Linked DNA regions of Mus musculus: region 1 is linked to region 2. A link is a loop called in an ENCODE intact Hi-C map of the cell type or tissue named here. Cell type or tissue: left cerebral cortex. All regions are shown on one strand.

What was found. Peaks named below come from ENCODE experiments on the same cell type or tissue, not always from the same donor. Only the 100,000 strongest peaks of a DNase experiment are listed, where the experiment ranks them.
Region 1: a loop joins it to region 2, with 2.6 times the contacts of the local background. A loop is called at or near these places in 3 of 42 quality-filtered maps.

What each region holds. Positions count from the first base shown.
Region 1 is chr1:90,352,163-90,360,162 of GRCm38, reverse strand. The region is part of intron 1 of Gm34992 (a long non-coding RNA gene); the gene reads right to left. Among named protein-coding and RNA genes, the nearest start is that of Gm34992, 18 kb to the right of the region's middle. In left cerebral cortex, no CTCF peak of the experiment used is centred here; a DNase peak (open chromatin) is centred at 3,382.
Region 2 is chr1:90,271,156-90,279,155 of GRCm38, reverse strand. 2700003A03Rik (a long non-coding RNA gene) reads right to left here and starts at 6,284. Exons shown (of 4, transcript XR_003947931.1): 1 at 5,251-6,284; 2 at 3,606-3,762. In left cerebral cortex, a CTCF peak has its summit at 6,514 (motif pointing right); DNase peaks (open chromatin) are centred at 3,161, 3,676, 5,805 and 7,619; H3K27ac peaks cover 1,693 bases.

The DNA of each region.
Region 1 (8,000 bases), 81 kb before region 2:
TGGCAACTTCCCCAAGGATAAACATGATTACTGATTAAAAAGACAGGGTGTCAGACTATAAGTCCTGGGCCTGCTGAAGCAGAAGGCCTGACCAGAAGACCTAGCTTCTCCCAGATTCCCCTTGCAGGCAGAGAGAAATGTATAGAACTCAAGGCTGCGGCTGGTTCTCAAGAAGAAACCAAAGATGTGGCTTAAGCTCCAAAACATGGCTCTGAAGTGGCCATAGGTGAAGACTGAAGTGATGGAAACAGCTCTAGCTGTTAGACACCCAACTTAGGTTGAAACTGCATCCCTGCTGTGGGAGAATAAGGGGTAGGACCCAGTGGTTGGTTTTAGCGTTGACTAGACCAGGATGGTGATGGTTGATTGTCATCTTAACAAGATCTGAAATCCCCTAGGAGGCAAGTCTCCAAGCACATCCGTGGGGGATTATTTAGTCTCTGCGCATGTCTGTGAGGAGTTATGTTGATTAGGTTAATTGAAGTGGGATGACCTAGCTTAACAATGGGGGGCACCATTCCCTAGGCCTGAGTCCTACACTGAATAAAAAAAGGGAGAAAGGAGGCTGAGTGTCAGCATTCAGGGGATGTAATGTCTCGAGCTGTTTCTAATTCCCTCTGTTTTTATTTCTCCAGGAGAAACCTATCCTTAAGTTGCTTGCTTTAGTCAGGCTATTTTAATCCAGCAAGAAAGTAAGACAGCCAAGAATGGATTAAGTCACTCATGGACTACTCATTCTCTCTCTCTCTCTCTCTCTCTCTCTCTCTCTCTCTCTCTCTCTCTCTCTCTCTCTCTCTCTCATGTTCTTTATACCTTGACTACAGCAGAGGCCTCAGCAGATGACTGTCACGGACTTCCTGGCCTTCAGAACCAACCCTTAGCCAAGTAACTCATTCTTTATGAATTACCTAACCTCCCCAACCAGAGAGAGGCATTTATAGCAGGCTCATGGCAACCGTTTTGTCCTAGGTGCATGCAGTGTGGCTGACCTTAGCAGACACTCTGCCCAGCTGGAGCCTGCTGGGACTCTCCCAGAACTTGAGTATACATAGTCCTGTCCCCAGAAGACTTCTGTGAGCCTGTGGGGGGTGGTGGTGGGGTGGACCTTAGAGTGTGCAGAGAAGAACCCAAGGGCAGTGTCATTCTTAGAAAGTTAACTTAAGTTCCACCAAATGTCTGGAAAGGGAACTTGGGAGACAGCTTGGTTTTGCCACAGAAGAACGAGGACCTGAGTTTAATGCCTAGAACTTATATTCAAAACAAAAACAAAACAAGAAGAAAGTCCATGCAGATATAGATATGGTGGTGTGCATCTATTATGCCCGGGCTAGGGAAGCATAGGCAGGAGGATACTCGGGGTTCACCAGCCAGACACCCTAGCCTCAGTGAGCACAAGCCAGTGAGAGACACTGTCCCAACAAAGTGAGTGACTTTGGAGGATGATGTCAACTCATGATGACCTTGGGCCTCCACAGACAACACATATGCATGTAGACTGGCACATATGCAACAGACACACACATACACAGACCACACACACACACATATATATATATATATATACATATATATATATATACACTATATACCACATACATACACACACACACACTATATATCACATACACACATAATACATACCACATCACACACACATACACACACCACATACCACAGACATGCATATGCACACACTCCACACACATACATACCACAGACATGCGCACACACACAACACACACTACATACCACACACACACACCACCACCACCACCACCACTACACACAATACATACACACATACACATGCCACATTCATTCCATATATACTACATATCACACACACCACACATGCACACATACACACACATATACACACAGTATATATCACACACAAACAATACATACAAGACCACAGAACAGACATGCAAACACATACATACCACCACACACACAATACACACACACATATATACCACTGTCACACATCATACATACTACATATCACACACATTACACGCACACACACATATACACACACCACATACCACAGACATGTATACAATACACACACACATACCATATACCAAAGACATGTATACACATACACCACACACCACATACCATACACACACACACACACACACACATACACACACATACATGGACACATGCACACATGCACACATGCCTAAGAAAAGAGTTCCTGGCTGTGACACTGAAAACATGAAATTGTAAGAGGATGCTAGGATGTTTGCAATCTTTCCTGACTATGTCAACATTCCTCGGCTCCGCAGCTTCTTCTCTGTGGCTATTTTCTCCATCACTGGGAATAGACATGAAATGTGCCCTTTGTCTAAAATTCTCTAATTTAGAGTTATAATTGTTTTGTTTGTTTGGTTGGTTTGGGGATTTTTTTTTGAGGTGCCAATATAACTGTTTCTATAATTGCTGTTGAGAGCTCATTGGATTCCAAGAACCCTCTAAACTTCAAACAGAAAAAAGAAACCCTTGCCTGAGAGCATATAAGTTGCTACAGCTGTTCTCTCTAAAAATGCCTGTGACTTGTTTTTCCAGAAGAGGAAAGTGCAATACACTTTTTAAAGAGCCTAGAACTCTCATAAAAATAGCTACTTTTGTCAACATGGTTTTATTGGGTTATGAGAAAAACAAGAAAGCCATTATTTCCATGTCTTAAATGCTCAAGTAATTTATGTCCTCCACAGTACTGCCCATTAAAGCACAGGTATGAAACAGTGTTGCCAGAGACATGAGCACAGGGAGAAAATGCTCACCGTGTGATGCTGACTGAAGGCAAGCAAAAGAAAAGCTGCCCACATAGAGTCCTTGAGATCCAGATAATAATATCATTTTAAGTGTCAGCACAATTTACCAAACCTGTGCTGTGTGCCAGATTATCAGGTACAAGGTAGCACTTGTTTACATCAAATCTCTACAGGACAGGAAGGTGTTATTCTCATTTTCTAGATGAGAAAACGGGTTTTGGGGGAGCCAAAAATCTTCTCTTATTTGGAAAAACCCGTGTTGGAACTTTGTACCCCTCAAAATTCCCAAACCAGAAGCACCAGCATCTCCTGGCAGCACCAGCACCTCCTGACAGTACCAGCATCTCCTGACAGCACCAGCATCTCCTGACAGCACCAGCATCTCCTGACAGCACCAGCATCCCCTGACACTCAGACCCACGCTGACCTCAAAGCATGGATTTTCACCTGCTGCCCAGGCAACTTGCACACACATTCAGCTTCAAGCAACATTCCAGTTCTAAGCTACTCTAGGAAGAGGAAGAACCCTGCATCTGACTGTTAGTGGTGATCAGCTGTGATTTTAATCATCTCATTTGCACTTTTCTGTATTTGGCAAACAGCTTCCATCATATGTTCTGTCTATAATAAGAGAAGCATTGAAACGAGTGAACCAGCTAGACTTGTTGACGCAACAGTATGTAGCTCTATAAAAATCTTACATGGGAGCCAATTCTTTCTCTCCATCCCTTCCACCACCAGCAGCAGCTGCAGATTTAGGAAGCTCAATTACAATGTTCAGTATAAACAGGAAAGGGTTAATCTACCCTGGGGATGATGCCACCGTCAGGGAGTTACCTGGTACAGATTTTTTTTTTCTCGTTCCAGATGGTTGTGAGCCACCATGTGGTTGCTGTGATTCGAACTCCAGACCTTCGGAAGAGCAGTTGGGTGCTCTTACCCACTGAGCCATTGGCACAGATGGTTAAAGAAGCCTGGTGTTCACCCACCTGGACAATCGGCTGATCAGGGCAGCCAGTGTGTATGCCCTCTTCGGGGCCAGCTGTCCCTTCCCAGGCGGCTCCACTGTGAGGCCACAGACTGGAGTGACAGGAATTTCACTGTTTCCTCCAGTTGGTTCAGGCAATGAGCTGCTGAGAGAGTGAGAGGGTGGGCCACGGTGGGCATCCGTGAGAGGACTAACAGCACTGTTACAGCCTGATGCTAGAAGCCTGGCCCTCTAGAGCCACTGATCCATACCTTCTCTCTGCCCTGTATGACAAAAAAAAAAGATTCCTGATGATGAGAGAGATCAAACTCTGTCCCATCAGCCTCCCCATGCTGTTCTCGGCTACCGTTCCACATTCATCAAAGCATGCCAGGAAGTGATGTCCTTGTAAATCCACCTTAGGTCTGATGGGGTCCCCAACTTGTCTGAGTATCATCTCCTTTCCTTGATGACCAAAGAAGAGTCAATAGGAATCCTTATGACAGAGAAAAGGGCCAGCCAGGCTTCTCTAGACCCAATATCAGGACTGTGACTGACTGGTCATTCGCCTGCTACAAAGACCCTTGAGGAGGTTTTGCTTTGGGTGTAAGTGTTCCTGGGCCTCTCCAGGAGATGGTGTTTTAAAGATGAGGAATTTAGAAGTGGCCCTGATTTTCTTTCTGTGCCAAATGAAGGTCATTTCAGCAAGGGGATGTCCGGGATATAGTGTGACTCCCAACTGGGTTGTCCATTCCCAACATCTGGTACCCCATGGGCTCCCCAGAATGTGATCAGCTCTTCTTTGGAGATTCCAGGCAGTGTGCCCATGTGAATGGCTTACATGGGCAGTGCAGCATGAACCATGCACAAGAGGGCCCAGGGCAGTAGAAAATCAAGAGACAGGAGGTTATCAAAGAATAGTCTGGAATTACAACCCAAGGTACCTGTTTCTGTCACTTGTGGTGATAGCAAAACCAAGTGGCCCTCAGAGGAAAGATGTGCAGGCCGGTTGCTTGTTTCTAGGAACCTATGTTAAGGTGTTCCCTAAATTGCAGGGTGATTGGGAGCATAGGGGATTTGTAAGGTTGCAAAGACCCAAGGTAACAGCCATATAAAGTAGGGAAGGGACTACAGATGCATCCACATGTCAGGGGCCTGGGTCAGGGCTGGGGTGGGGTATGGGGATAAGACGTCCCAGAGAGCTTGGTAGGTTCTGCATAGTGATACTGATATTTTGATTTCATGCTCTTGGCCCAGTACTTGTTAGAGCAGCCCTAAGATGGGGCTGAAGGTGCCAAGGAGAGATTTGAGTATCTTATTTATTCTCCAAATGGTAGGAGCTAGTGAGATGGCTCAATGGGTAAAAATAAACAAACAGACAAACCAACAACCCACAAACGCTTGATCACCTGAGATCAGTTCCTAGAATCCATTTGAAAGCCAGATGTGGGGGGGTCCCCTCATCTCATTATAGCAAGAGTGGAGGGGGATGTCAGTTCCTGACAGTTGTCTTCTGAGCTCCACTCACACACATACACCACGCATATACACAGTGGTAACAGATGAAAATAAAGCATCTATAAAAGGTTTATAAAAAGAAAATAAAAATGAGAAAAGAAAGGAAGGGAGGAAGGAAGGAAGGAAGGAAGGAAGGAAGGAAGGAAGGAAGGAAGGAAGAAAGGAAGGAAGGAAGGAAGACAGGCAGGCAGGCAGGCAGACAGACAAATAGACAGACAGACAGACAGACAGACAGACAGACATAAAAAGGGAGTAGCCAAGGAGAGAAAGACTTGAAACAGATAGGAGGGGCCCAACTGTCAAGAAGGCAGACATTGGTCCCGCTGAGCAGAGACTCCAAAGTAGTAGTTCCAAAAGAAAATTCTGCCCATCCCAACTCCTCCAACTCCACTACCTCTTTCCCCAACCCCAGGTCCTTGTTATCTTTCTCCTTCCTTCCTATAAGCTATACTCCAGGACAGGACTGAAGCAGAGGAGACACCTGAATACTTTGTGGTTGGGCCAGCTAGATTGATAGCTCATCCTTTAAGGAGTCCCAGACTAACAGCTGGATGATACCGTATCCATTGGTCTCTGGGAACCAATAAAGGAGTTCTAAAATCTCTGTCTGTCTCTCTCTGTGTGTGTCCTCTCTCTGTGTGTATCTGTCTCTGTCTGCCTCTCTCTCTCTCTCTCTCTCTCTCTCTCTCTCTCTGCCTCTCTCTCTCTCTGTCTGCCTCTCCCTCTCTCTGTCTGCCTCTCTCTCTGTCTGCCTCTCTCTCTCTGTCTGCCTCTCTCTCTCTCTCCCTGAACCTCACTCTCTGTGGTTCCTGAATTTCATTCTTCAGATTTGCAAGAAAAACAAACAAACAACCCTGAAATCTGAATTACAGTTGAGAATGGCTTTGGTGGCTTCATTAGTTTGAATGAGATGTCCCCCATAAGTCTCAGATCTTTGAATACCTGATCCTAGGGAAGTCTCACTTTTGTTTTCTCCTGATTCAACTAACCAGTTTCCAGAGAGAGAGAAAAAGACATATGACCACTGTAATCCAGCCCCGAGATGGGCAGGGAGCTTTTAACATCAAAACCCATCTTAGGCATCCCTAGTGGTGTTATGGTCTGACCAGCTTTGATGGGCCCAAGTTCCTGCCAGAGACGCCAGACACCTGCATACCGACTGTTCCCAAGCCAAAAGTAAGTACTCAAGGGCCTGGGAAATCTCAGCACTGACTTGCAAAGAGTGGATCAAATGTCTCTTTCTTTCAGAGCTAGGAGGCCGAAACAAAACCGCTTAGAAGAAACGAACTGACTTTCCATTTCAAAACGCCAGCTTTATCCTGCCCAGGGTGGTCTCGGTTCTCTCCACCCTCTGATCTTGTTTATCAGGTTCGCTTTTAAAGGCCCCTCAAAGATTATTTATGGGTGTAGGCTTAAGCCTTTGGAGACTGTTCTTTCAAGAGACAGATGGGTTTAAAGCCACTGTCACTTTGCCTAACTGATGTGGTCACGTGGCAAGGCATAGGGAGAGAGGGATCTGTCTCTCTAAAGGATAAATATGACAGAGATTAAACTCATTATAAACAAGAGGGATTAAAAACCTAGAGCTGGCCACAGCAGACTCAAATGACTGAGAATAATCTCCTGGGGAATTCTATTTTTTTTTAAGAGAGTATTAGCAGAGCTTGGGGCTAGTATCTTGGGTTATGCTCATAAAATCAGCAGTCCTGTACTAGTGGGACAATAAAACAACATGGTGACCGGGAAACAGGCAACAGTGTCACATCAAGGTAAGGAGGAGCCATCGCTTAGCCACAGACCGCCATCCCCTTCACGACTTCCAGCTGGACACTCAACCCTGTCATTTCTACTGGCTCCCAAATGTTTAAGGGCTTAAAAGGAAATGGTAGCGTTTTTTCTCTTCTAGCTTTGGTTTCTCAGGACGCAGTCCAGACACTGGCAGCCGGTACAAGGGAGCCCACAGATGCTCTTTGCTGCATCAACCTTTCCTAGTGGCTGAAGGGGATGCAGGCACCAGCAGAGCATCCTCAGGGGGGCGTAAGTGCTATATGCAGTTGGGCAGGGTACCTAGACCTTGGGGTACTGTGCTGAGAGCTATGCTCAGGCCCCACAGCTCTTTACCAACCAGGTCAGGAAGCTGAGGTTCTCCTGGGTTTTTAAAAAAATAACTTGTGAGAAATGATCTAAACATTCTTGAAATATTTGCAAGGATTTTTAAACACACAAAGACAGGGGAAGAGCTATGTGTATTCATACCAGCCTCAAAACGTGACCATGAGTGTTCTAATGCAGGGACTTAGGAGCTTTCTGGAACATTCCAAGGTACCTCTGGACCTCAGGACCATGATGACAGAAATGTCAAGAAGGCATTGAATGAAGGAGCCTGTTCCCTTTAGATGTCTTGGGGAGTACAGAGACACTTGACAACATGACCCGAGACACAAGACGGCCGTTTTCTTATGACTTTCTAAATCTGGCCATGCATATACCTGCAGAGCATCTGTAGCTGCTGTAGGATGTCTTGGTGAACTATAGGAGAAAAGAGGGGTGATGGAACCAATCATTACACCCTCATGACTTTCAGACAGTCTCTCTTCCACAACTCTGTATAATTCACTCCACCTGCAGCCCTGTAACCATGGACTTGAGCAGAAGAGTGGCCATGCACCATGTGACCTGAGAGTCCTTGGCTCAGGAATTTCATTTCAAGCTCAGGTCTGTGGAAGACC
Region 2 (8,000 bases):
TCATGCATTCGTTCCAGGCTCTAAATGGCCGCACGAGAGGGGGAAAACAAAAATTACAAAATAAAAATAAGGACCCAAAAGAAAGCCTCTTTGCATTTTTCTACAATGGATTTAGCGAAGGCAAATTGGCTTAAAGGTCACCAAACCAATCTACTGATTGATGGGCGGAAAGCAAGGCTCTCCTGTTTTAACTCACAAGGCAAAAGCTATGGTAGTGCTCCGCCACCTCTGTGGGGCAGAGATATCATCTCTGATCAGAGACATCTACACCTGCAATCAAATTAGATGTGTTTTAAGCCTGGCATCTTATAAGGGAATCGTGGTTTTCCTGGAGTTGAACAGAAGATTGAAATTGCAGAGTTGGAAATGTTGCTTTGACGTGGCGTTTTCATGAAGAAACAACAGGAAGCCAACATTCAGTGGATGTCAAGAGATCAGGCAAGAGAGAGAGGAAAACACAGAAGGTGCCCCCTAGAGCTGGAGGTGAAGTTTCTGGATACAGGCCTCACTTGGGTCATTTTTTTTTTTTTTGGTATAAGCCTGTGTGTGCACATGAGTGTATGCATATGTAAGCCAGAGTCAAGATTGGGCATCATTTCTCAGGTGCCCCCCAGTCTCTCACTGAATCTGGAGCTCAGTGGTCAGGCTGGAATGGTTGGCCAGCAAGTCCTAGGGATCTAGCTGTCCCTGCCTCCCACTGCTGAGGTCGCAAGCCTCTGCCACCAGGCTAGGCTTTTTCACAGGAGTCCTGGGACACACAATCTCATTCTCTTTCTTACGTGATTGAGCCATCTCCACAGCCACGAGTCAAACTACCCATATTTCCATTTCCTGGTCTACAAAACAGTCATCTACAAACAGCCACGTTTTAAAAGGCGTTACACATAAAACTATGGACAAAATAGCACATCCCTGGAAACAGCCCCAAACTGACAGTCAGACCCTGAGCCCCGGGGGAAAAACTGATTGGGAAAGACTGAGTTTCCAATCAGCCTGGTGTCTGAGTTTCCCATCACCCTCTTACAGGAAAAGGAAAGTGACTGCATGCTGGCAGGTGCCCCCGGGTGTTTTCAGCAACAGACTTCATCGTGTGTGCCAGGGTTTAGATTCAGCACGTCTCCCAGATGACCACATTCAAGCAAGCGCTTAGGGTGTGTCCGAGATATGTTTAGCGCGATATTCAATCTGCCAGCGATGGACAGTGGTTGCTGAGAGAGCCTTCTACACTAAATGAGTTGCATATTTTCTGGAGACATAAACGGGGGATGAATAGAATATTATCCAATAAAGCAGCACATGGGCATGGGGGGCGGGGGGGGGCTTCAAACACACTCTTTCCACAAATGACAAGGCCATCAGGATCTGCTGAGACCAGAACGGAAAATTAGCAGCATCTGACTGGGCCTGAGGAAGAGGCGGGCATTGGATACACTGATGTAAACAGACCAGCTGCATAGTCGGTGCCCTCCGCGGCCACCAGCCAGTGCCTCAGAAGAGCAGGCATGACTGCAGAGCTAGGAGCTAGGAGCATGTGTCTCATGCTGAATGGCTTCCAGGAAAGCTACTTCAGACTCTGAGGAGAAAGGCGACATAAACAACCCCTCTTGAGGTAGTGTCTGTCAGACATAGGCGCATTCAGGAAGCTACTGCCACTGGGGAACTGTGGGCATACATTCTGAGTTCTGAAGTTGGCCTAGGCTCTGGCCAGGCATTGCTACTGCCCTATGGAAAGGGACGTGGGAGAGGGCTGAGTGGCCTCCACTACAAACAGCAGAGAAGAGGAGGGCCTTGTTAGGCCTGGGACTTGCCCCAGGAGAACTGGCTTATGGTGAAGTGGGAACAGCTCTAAAGGCTAGTCGTGTTACAGTGTGCCTGGAGGGCTCTATGGGGACCAGTGAGGTTGTATGCCTACAATCCTTAGCACTAGGCCCCGCTGGCAGCCAGAAGTTTCTCCGGTCACTATATGCAGAAGTCCCCTCAGCACCCTTGGTCTCATGCAGGATTCTCTGCACAAAATGGCACAGGCCTTGGGTAGAAAGTGCTGCCAGTCAGCAGAGCTCCTTGTCCATTGGAGCTAGGTCAGGCACTAGCATCAGTGACAGCTTATTCCAGAGCCCAGTGATCCCACAACACCCTGTGCAAGTCACAAACTCCTGAGGGCCAGTCTCTTCCTTGGATGAGCCAAGCGTTCCTAAGAGAATCTTATCCTCTGAATTTCCCTGGGCTCTTAAAGAAACTACCTCAGCCTCACCTCCTTTCCACCATGGGTGAGACTATTCCTGTAGTAGATGCTACTCACCCATTTCCTCCTGCTCCTTACCAGTGTCAGGGTCAAGGTGTGCCTGTCTTTAGCTGGGCCTGAACTCCTGAGCAATATGGAGAGGAAACCCAGGCATGTGTTCCTCCTTGGAGTGGTGAGTTGAAGCAGGAATTGCTGTCAACAGCCATACACACAACACACATATACTAATACAGATGCACTCATATTTGCACGTGTGCACACTAAACACGTATAGACCCACACGTATGTGGACTTGTGCAGAGAACACACATGGAGTAAACTTTAGCACTGCACACTGACAGCATAGGTCCACTGCCCACACCCCTGTACTTTGAAGGTGACTAAGGGCACCCCATCCTCAAGGCCGGAGGGGTATGCTTGCTTGCCATTACCTGGGTACTACTAGGTCTGTTGAATGAGAAGTCAAATCACCTACACGCTTCCTGCTTTTATTCAGTTCGGTTCATCCTGAAGAAGAGCAAAGCTCCCATACAAGAAACAAACTTCCGAAGTCTAGCCACACCCTGCCCAGCAGGCTGCAAAGGACCTCCGCCCGCTAGCAGGCAGAGTTCGGACTAGTTGCCAAGATCTTCCTCATGCTCCAGCTCATGTGAAAGAGCTAAAATGCCCTGCTGTTGTTTGACCTGCCTTCATGCCGTTAAAAAGAAACTACCAGGAGCATCCTTCGGTTCATCATCTGCACAGCTGGGCCATTTCCATTTCAAACACCAGCTTGGCAGCTGAAAATTTCACCACTCCTCCCTCTCCCATGACACCAGCAGACTGTTCACCCCCTCCATGTCGGAATGTACGTGACTCATCCCAAGATGGCGCCACCATGTTACCGGCAGGCAGATCCTCAGGCTTCGAAGTATGTTTGCGTCTTCTCGCCTAGCCTACTCACCACCAGCAGCTCAGGGTGTGCCATCTGTTGAGCATCTTACACCCTCTGCACTCCAGCCAGAGCAAATTCCAGATGCCTCCTGCTTCCTACTCAGCATAGGTGAGAAGCTGCCCCCCACCCCATCCTCAGCAGCCCAAAGTGTGGCTGCTCCCCCTAGGTCCTGCCCACATCCTCACTCAGCACTGAAGTGGAAATGTAAGGGTTTTTTTGGAAAGTCGGTTGTGTTGGATGGTGTTTTGCTGGGGCAAACATGTAAGGGAGTGTTTTCCTGAAGTGGACACAGGTGAAAGACTAAGGCAGACTTATGAAGGACCATTTCATTGAAGCAGACACAGGTGAAAGGATGTTTTACTAAAGCAAGCACATGAAAGGACACATGATGAAAGATTCTTTGCTAAGGACATTTATGTATTGGCCCACCTTACATTGCGCAGCTGAGCTCCATCTGTTGGAACTCCATAGAGAGAAATGCCAAAAAAAACTTCTGGTACTGTGCTATAGCTACTTGCAGCTTCCGAGGACAGGCTCATTGACAGAGTGATGTCAGCTGAGATAGATGCAGGTGCCGAGTCACGTGCTAGGGAAAGATCCATGGAGAACACATGAAATTTAGAGATAACACGAATAAAACTTGATAGACAGTGACAGAGACTGAGCTTGGCTTACTTGTGGAACTAACTATGCAACAGCTTATGGGGCTCTCGACTTTGCTGATGTTTGCTGAGAGGCACAGCTAAGAACTTCTTCTGATGACCTTCCTAGTCCTTCCTGCTGACTCGTGCCGACACTGAGGCCTGGCTGTCTCTGCTGGGTCATGCCACCATTGCTGAGTCATGTTTACTGTCCCAACTCTACCAAACTGGACTACTGATATATCCATAAAATGTTTACCAGTAGACCGAGCTGCTACTAAATAACCTGTAAACTAAACTGCTGATTTCCAGACAACACAGATGGAAGCTGCTCAAAAAAAACCAAAAAACAAAAACAAAAAACAAACAAACAAAAAAAACAAACTGGCTAACCAGGTCCACTTCCCCTGTATCCTTTCTTTTCCACTACCTCTGGTGGGTGGTGGGCTAAAGGGGGAGTTAAGAACTATCATTTTTTAAAAAATTAAAGTTAGATAGCCCTTTGGAAGTTGGTTGAAATAATCCTGGGAAAGGCAGACAAGCTCTGTGACAGACACCTGGAAGAAGCACCCAGATACAGCCACATACGAGGCAGGGGGAAAGCTCGAGGGGCTCGTGTGTCTACTTGGGGTCATAGAAGAATTTTGCGGGTTTCAATTTTAAGATTTTTCCTACTGGAGCTGGAGAGATAGCTCCAGAGGCCACCCTTCCAAAGGACAAGTTCATTTCCCAGCACCCACACTGTGGCTTACAGCCACCAGCACTCCAGTTCCATGGGATCCAATGCCCCAGTAGCTGCTTTCTATCTTCCCAGGCTGCATCTATCCTGTGGTTCAGCTTCACTCAAGCAAGCTTGGATCCAGAAGCTCAAAGTACCAAAGGGTTGATGGATTCCCAAGGGTTTAATTCCCCAAAACATGAGGGGCCCCATCCCATTGTCATCAGATCCCAGGGCTGAACCTTGGAACCAGCTCTGGCCCTTGCAGCTTTTGCCCTCAGACTTGTAGCTTCTGCCCTTAGACTTGTAGCCTCTGCCCTCAGACTTGTAGTCTCTGCCCTCAGACTTGTGGTTTCTGCCCTCAGACTAGAAACCTCTCTCCTTCACTTCCTTCTTCTTGTCCTTGTCTCTTTCCTCCCTCCCTCCCTCCCTCCCTCCCTCCCTCCCTCCCTCCCTTCCATTCTTTTCTTCCCTTTTATTTGGGGGCAGAGGGGACAAGAGTTTAAGATCTCAAGTTCTCATTCTATAGCCCAGGCTGGCCTAGAACTTTATCTAATTCAAGATAGCCTTCAACTTGTGGCAGTCCTCCTGCTAAAGCCTCCCCAGTGCCAGAATTACAGGCATGGCCCTCTACATCTGACTTCTTTCTGTTTCTAAGTTAGAGTCCTGCATGGCTTTGCAGTTTTAAATTATTAGACAGGATCTTTTCACTGACCTGTCCCCTACTCCTTACCACTGCTTCTGGCTCATTACTCTGGTCCTTGATGGCACAGTGACCATGGTCCTCACATCCTCCCAGTCAGGCCTTGGTCAGTTCCTTTGCTTTGCTCTCCCCTTGGCCAATCCAGCCTCATTTCTGCATGTGGACAAAAGCCTGTGACTCATCCAGGAGCCATGAGCCCTGGTGGGCACAGTAAATTGTTGGAACTCAGGATGGTTACTTGTCACAGCCTGTAGGGCACTCAGGAACCCATCTGGCTGAGAGGTGTGTTATTAATGTAGAGCATTATCATTACAGCAACAACCACGGGGTGTCAACATTCCAGGGTCCGGCCCCCTCAGAGAAAACAGGCCTGAGTTGCTGGCACTCAGCACGGGCCTCTGTGGTGCAGACAAGTGTCCGGGCTGGGGCAGGTGGCATTTGCTTAAGTAAAGCCTTTGCTGACATGTGGGTGGAGGAAAGAGAGCGAGAGATCCGTTTCTCCAGAGCGAAGCTGCTCCGAGTTTCCAGCCCGAAGAGAGGCCCACGTCCACACATCCATGCAAGTGTGAGCCACGTGCCTCGGTGATTAAGGCTGTGGTTTGGGCACCGTGTCAAGAGCTCCCCATGAGACCCCAGCCCTGAAGCAGGATGTTGGAGATTTTTATTGCAGGCAATCCAGTTTCTCGGAGAGCTGGTAATGACAGTCCCCAAGAGCTCATTCATCCCTCCACATGCCTCAGCATAAGCTCTTCCCAGGATCCAGGAGATTCACGCCTGGCTCTGCTCCTCTGTCTCCCTGGCAGGACCCCAATGCCCGCTGACCATGAGGAGCGCCTAAAACCATGCTCCCAGCACAGTGTGAATGTCTGGAGGCCAGGGAATTAACTAGCCCCAGAACAGGAACCAGCAGGAGGCTGGAGACAGAAGTAGCAGAGTGTAGACTCTGAAGGAGTGCTTTATCCTTCATATCCAAAGTAGTATTTCCACATGTGATTAGTATGGACACGAATGATGAGAGAATCATGTGTGATTTTTGTACCGTTAATGCTACTTGTGGTTGACATATTGTGACTATATATTTATAGACCGCAAAGGGCTGTTTCTCCTTATGGGTACCATGCAGTGATGTGGCAACTGCTTTAACACACCCATCACACCTGGCCTAGCACTTGTTGGTGATAGACAATCTGTTTTAATGTTTATGTATCTGTGTGTGCCTGAATCTCTCCGGGTGTGTGCACAGATACGTGTGTGCATGTTCCCGTGGTGGCCAGAAGAGGGCGCTGGCTGTCCTCCTTCATCACTCTGCACCTAGTCCCTTGAGACAAAGTCTCTTTTGGGACCTGGAATTTACATTTTCTTCCAGTGTCTGAAAGACAGAGATCTTGTCTCCATCCCCTCAAAAAGCTGGGTTACAAACAAGTGTTGGATGCCCAGCTGGCCATGCAGGTGTTAGGGGCCAAACACCAGTCCTCGTGACTCTTCAGACAGTGCTTTTAACCACCAAGCTTCTCCCCAGCCCCACTCATGGTTACTGCTATGTTCACATTGTCATGGACATTATCGTGGGCTACAGTCACCATACTGAACAGCAAGCCTCAAAGTAGACCTCTTGCAGACATGGGCCTCTGTCCCTTGAAGTTCTCAGCCCCCTCCCCTCTGATAACATTACCCTCCTCACTAAATGCACGACCTCATCTTTCTGTATAATAGGCTTTTTAGCTATGTTCTAAGGTGAAGGTTAGAATTGGCTGTCCACTTGATCAGAACTGGAATCAACTAGGAGATGTGTGGAGACAGTCACCCCTGGCTGAGACCCACTGGGACAGATGTCTCACTGGGTCACCTTTAATGGAGGTTCCACCCTTTGGTGAGTCCATGAATCTGCTACCTTTCCCTAAACTATCTGCTAGATTCTCTCTGTGGAGCCACTGAAGGCAGAGGGGAGATTTTAAAACAAGAAAGAGCTGGTGTTCTCCTCCAGTGAGTAATTCAAACTTTGACATGGTGAGGATTCAACTATAGAGGGTGCTCACTCCCTTGACATGGAGGGGTGGAGGGAGACCTGTGTACGGGGTTGGACGACCAAAGGACAAGTCCTGTATAATTCCCTTCAGAGCCAAGGCTTGGTGTAGCAGACAGCCGGAAAATAGAAGTCACACAATGTTCTTTCCACCTGCAAAGAATGGCTTCCTCTAAGTGCATCTGGCACAAAGGGGCCAAGATAAAAGAACCAAATGTTTGGATAAAATGCAATGGATAGTTGGTGTCTAGAAGCCCCCATATACATTGTTGGCTAATGCCAAGTAGGTTCTTAAAACTGTGAGAGCCAGCCTTGAGACTGCTCACCCGGGCTGCAACTCAGCCAGAACTGTGGGCTGGCTCAGGGTGTGGCAACATATGGTCTGAGTCTACAGAACATCTGATTCTGGTTCCCAGTGGACACGGTGGGCCTTGGTGATCCATAGGAGGAAGCACCATGCCTTCCACACCCAGTACCCTCTGACATTCTGCTCTTGGGGCCTAGTGAGATGATTCCCCTCCCCCGAAGTCTGTCCAGGGCCTCTCCACACACACCCCCACCCTGTACATTGGTGTTATTTGAGATGGCTGAGGTCACTGATGAGGACTGAACTGGATGCCTCGAAACACACCCTACCTCAGCTCATTCCTCAGGTTTTCCCCCTAGACCTCTCCATGAACACGTAGGATTTGGATCAGTGGGCTATGTGGTCAAGCAGCTTCAACATCCAAGATTCTTA